2 separate regions of the Homo sapiens genome follow, and region 1 is linked to region 2. A link is a loop called in an ENCODE intact Hi-C map of the cell type or tissue named here. Cell type or tissue: mammary epithelial cell. All regions are shown on one strand.

Region 1 (2,500 bases), 360 kb after region 2:
GGGACAGCAGCAGCAGCTGCAGGAGGAGGGGCAGGACTCACCTTGCCCATGCAGGCCTGCAGGAGGAAGCAGGGGAGTGGGAAGGAGAGGGTCACAGCCGAAGGGATTCTTCAGTTCCAGCAGCCCATGAACTGGCAAGAGGAAACAAAAGGGGAACAACAACGCTTCTGTGGGATGAAAGGCTGGTGAAGCAGAGCGGTTGAAGGCTTGGTCTGGAAGCTGGTTATGATAAAACTTTCACATGGTTGGGAAGAAACCCTGGGCCTCACTTGCTGTGTCCCCCAAATGTTTCTTTCCCTTCCCAACTTGGAAATAAATGAAGGCACTGTGTGGGGTTCTCTGACATTCACTATCTCATAGTCAAGCCTCACAAATCTTAGGACCGTTTTACAAAAGGGGAGATTGAGGCTCACAGAGATGAAGTAACTTGCCGAGGGCATAGGGTAGGGTCATAAGCCCAGGTCTCGGGGACGTGCCTGGGCAATGGCAGAAAGTCCCCCTTGCGCTTTTCTTGGGTAGTAATGTAGATATTCTTAATGTCAAAGGGCATCTTCCTCCTCTTGTGACACAAACACCAAGTGCTTAATTTGGAAACTGTCGTAGACACTAAAATCCACTGTCTCATTTGTTCCTCATGATCTTGCAAATTAGCTATCATTACCCCATTATCTGAAGCAAACTGAAGGGACTTCTCCAAGGACACACAGCTATGTCATGCTGGAGCCAGGATTCAAACCCAAACCCATTTTGCCCATGCTCTGGTCTACTGCACTATCCTGCCTTCCTCATGGGAGAAAGGGCTCCTCCCACTGACTCCCTGCCCCCCTTTTGGCTCTGCCCACGAAAGGAGGTGCATTGCACCCATGCAACAATGCTCATTGCTCATTACTCACGGCCTCCCAGGCCTCCCAGTGATTAAGCCCTTAGAACTTCCCTTCGGCCGCGGGTGACATCATTGCATAATTAAGGTGACTGTGATGCCCAACTGCGTGCACCAAACAAAGGTTCCTTGTTTTAATTTATCATCCCAGCTCTCCTTGTGCAAGACTGAGCTCCAACTGGTAATTAAGGGAGACGGTTTAACCTGGCTGAATGAGAGCAGGGCTTGGGGCAAAGTGGCAGAAGGGTGACCCAATGTCAACTCTTAATTTGATATGGTAATGAGGATACCAATAAAAGATAATAAGGAGTAGGCTTACCCCAGAAAGAGGAGAGCTCAACACTAATCTGAAGCTTTCCTTTTATGTAATTTTCTTGCCAAGTAGCTAAAAAGATTTTTTTGTCTTCTTTTATTTCTCAGCTGACCCTTTGATGGAGCTACTACTGAGCAGTCACATGCCCTGAAGTTGGTCACTTTCTACCCAGAGCATCGTGTTAATGCACATAGATTCTGCAACACAGGCTACAAAGATTCAAAGACAGCTTTGCTGTTTGCTAGCTTTGTGACCTCAAGCAAGTTACTGAAATTCCTGTCCCTCCGTTACTGCATCCATAAAAGGGCAGTTGCAAAACTAGTACCTGCCTCATCAGGGTGTTGTGGGGTTGAAAGTGAATTAATATGTGTTCGGTCTCGAGGTCAGTGCCTGTTGCATAAGCACTTTGTATCTGTTATTATTGCCTTCAAAACTCTCTTCACTGTCTGTGTACGACTTTCCAGCGTCTTGCATAGATTAAGTGTTTAATAAATATCTCTTCATGACATTTTATGTCTTCCCCTCTTCCCTCTCTTTGTCCTTCTCTCTCCACAAATGGGGACCTCATTTCTACCTTCATACATAAAGGGAAATATGGAGCAGACCCATTAGTTTGCAAGTACAATGAGTTAGGAAGGGACTCGCCCCTCGTAGGGTGCAGAGGCCAGGTGAATAGCAACTTGGAGTATGGTAGCCGGATAGAGAAGTTGGTTGGGACATGGGCTTGTATTTAAAAAGCAGCTAACAGATGAGGTTTTCACTGTCTCTAGGAATTGACCAAGCCTGGGAGGAACAGTCCCTCCAGGGCCAGCAAGACCTCAGAGGTCAAAACATCAGAATGCAGAAAATGAAAGACATGGTTTACATACTCTCTTGCTTTCTCCCCTTCTGAGAACTGTCAGTTGCCTTAATATAACTTACATTCAGGAGACTCTCAAGGGAGGCTAAATTGTACAGCAAAGTTTGTTTTCTTTATTGAGCTGAGCTCCCTTGAACCCGCATAGCTACCTGGCCAGGATGGGGACTCAGACCTCACCAGGGTCTGCCAGCTGGGGCCAGGGCTGTGCCCTTGGGTGTCTCCTCGGAGAGGCATTCTTCACCTGCATCTACTTGTCTAAGTAACACCTCTCCTTTGGGGTGAACTGTAACCTGCCTCATCACTACCTTTCCCAGCTTCCCAACACTTTCCCAGTTACTTCGTTGTTTCCTCTCCTGAATTTCCAGACTATTTTTTCTATTCTTCTTCTTCTTATTTTTATTCCAATAGTTTTTGGAGTACAGGTGATTTTTGTTACATGGATGAGTTC
Region 2 (2,500 bases):
GTAAGTGGGGACTTTATTTAGATAAATTGACAACAGCAAAGTGCCACCCCACTTCACCCCAACATTCATTAAGGATTTGCTGTGTCCCAGAAATTATACTCTGGTGGTTATACACATTGCCTCATTATATCCTTAAAACTGCTTTTTGAGACAGATAGGATTGTGATTCCTGTAGCAATCTTGAAACTGGACTCAGAGAGGGTAGGAAGTTTGTTCTAAGGCGCACAGCTATGACCAGCACAACTGAATCTTACCTTAACTCACATCAAAGCCTCTGAGCTTAAATATTAGGCTATTTACCATGGCTGTGAGAGACGGGGAACAAAAAACAGTGTTTAGTTAAATCAACAGCTATGTTTACACTCTCTGTATAAACAGTGCAATGTCCTCAAAGAAATCACACAAGAAGGAACAGTAACTCCTGCCAACACACTGGTAAACTTGGCTCTGCCAAAACTATTAGCTCTTGTTTTCACTCATCAATGTCTTATGTTTCTTTTGCCATCATCTTTTTTTATTCATTAACCCCAGAGCCTCAACTATCTCTCATTTAAGATAATTGTTCTTATAGTTTTCCAGAAAAACCCATTTCTCCTTTTACTTTTTCCTAGTATCTCTTCCCATAAAAGGCAATGCCCCTAAATTTGTATCATTCCAGGCATTAGAGAACCAAGCTCAGAAACACTTATAAGATTTTTAAGGTTATCGTTCTCCCCCCAAAACACATGCACATTACCTTTGCAGAGTTATTATTCAAAATATAGACTTAGAAGCTCTCTGGGCTATAGTCAGCTGGTAATTAATTATAATGACTTCAAGGTATGTTAAATTTGTACGGGGGTGGGGAGAGGGTCACTTGCAGCCTCAAGAGGACAGAGCACACCGTGAACCAGTTCTGGAACCTGCTTACAGATCTCAAAAGTTCCTGCAGCAGGAGGGCTAATGACATTCTCCCTTCTAGAAAAGCAGAGTGACTCAGGATACAGATGTTCCGCCTACCCTGCATTTGTAATTATGAGCTGGCTGTGGTACTTCCCAGGGAGTCTTTGAATCATCTGTTCTTGCAATTTATCTTGCCGCTGCTCTTTTTAGAACAATCTAGGACATGTCAGCTGAAAACATGTACCAGTTGCTTGCAAAGAAAAGAATGGCTTTTTGTGTGGGGGTGGGGGACACAGAGCGTTCTCTTCCTCCCTCTCTGCTGGGGAACATGGTAGGCAGAATGAGCTAATAATTCTCAGAGAAAAAAATATGAGCCCTGAAGAACCCCAATGCCTAGAGAGCACGAAGTGAAGGTAGCTTAATGTTAGTCCTGGTGTGTATACAATGAGGGCCAGAGCTTCAGGAAGACGTGCTAATTTCACTTTAATTAACACATACTAATGCAAAGGAGATGAACCAGAGAAACTTGAATTTGCAGGCAGACTCATGAAACAAAAGTAAACCTGGTACCTATTGTGAAATCATCTTTGGTGCAGTGTGGCTCAGGAATGTGCCACTCCTGATACTTTTTTTCATCTGCACGTGAGTGTCTGGACTCTGGATTCAGAAAAACAGATGGAACTTTAGGTCAGATGGGTTCCTGAGTCACCCCGACACAGGGGGCAGGCTGTATTTTAAAAATTTGTTGAGTATTTATTTGTACAAAGCATTCTGTAAGGCACTAAACCGTAGTTTCTGCTCTAGTCTTCTTTCAATGACGGGTTCTGGGAGGGGTGATGGAAGCAGAAGTGATAGTTATTTATGTCACAGACTTTGAGAGCAAAAACGTACTTCAGAGGAATGCTTCTCAAAGATTTCTCAAATGCAGGTTCATGGACTAGTGATAATTATGAAATTAACAATTTGGACAAAATGAGAGACAAAGAAACAAGGTGAGCTTTGTATAAAGCTAAATGTGTTCAGTTGAAAAAATTTTTTTTCTTTAGAACATGTGTCCTACTTTTCTTATTTTTAAAAGACCATTTCATGGTGATTTTAGGGGAATAAGACCATTCTCCTTTACCCTCTCATTTCTGCCCCCTTTTCTGCCAGAGGAGAAGCACCTCAAGAAACTGACATCCAGATGGGAATCAAAGTCCCATTTTTGACCTAGTTAAGCCCTGCTTCCAGGCCAGCTCTCGTGAAGCTGCGATATGGACTTTTAGTTGGCAGGCCTGAGGGCAGCCTTCTACTTTCTCCCCTGAAACCAGATTCAGACAGGTCCCTTCTACAAGGTCCTTCTGACTCATTCCTGGTCACGGGCAGAGGGGGTGGAGCAGAAAGTGAATTACAGATTTGCTGAGGTCAGCCCTGCTCAGCTTGCTGGCTACACAAAGATAAAGACATTTACAGGTAACACTGACTCTGTACCTTGCCCACTGGGGAACCATGCACTGTGATGCCAGCCCTCACTCATCAGATTCAGTACTTCTCTTCCTTTTGGATGGCAGGGAAGTGGAGTGGAAGCTTTCCTCCCCGCATTGGTCTAGAGGTAGAAGTGTGCGGGGAGGAAGATCTT

The links. A loop is a pair of places that touch in the nucleus more often than their neighbours do. Peaks named below come from ENCODE experiments on the same cell type or tissue, not always from the same donor. Only the 100,000 strongest peaks of a DNase experiment are listed, where the experiment ranks them.
Region 1: a loop joins it to region 2, with 2.8 times the contacts of the local background. A loop is called at or near these places in 1 of 110 quality-filtered maps.

What each region holds. Positions count from the first base shown.
Region 1 is chr9:86,766,156-86,768,655 of GRCh38, forward strand. No RefSeq gene overlaps it. Among named protein-coding and RNA genes, the nearest start is that of LINC02834, 59 kb to the left of the region's middle. In mammary epithelial cell, no CTCF peak of the experiment used is centred here; DNase peaks (open chromatin) are centred at 946 and 1,496; H3K27ac peaks cover 1,223 bases.
Region 2 is chr9:86,405,012-86,407,511 of GRCh38, forward strand. No RefSeq gene overlaps it. Among named protein-coding and RNA genes, the nearest start is that of TUT7, 52 kb to the left of the region's middle. In mammary epithelial cell, no CTCF peak of the experiment used is centred here; DNase peaks (open chromatin) are centred at 1,030, 1,520 and 2,230; H3K4me3 peaks cover 189 bases; H3K27ac peaks cover 1,938 bases.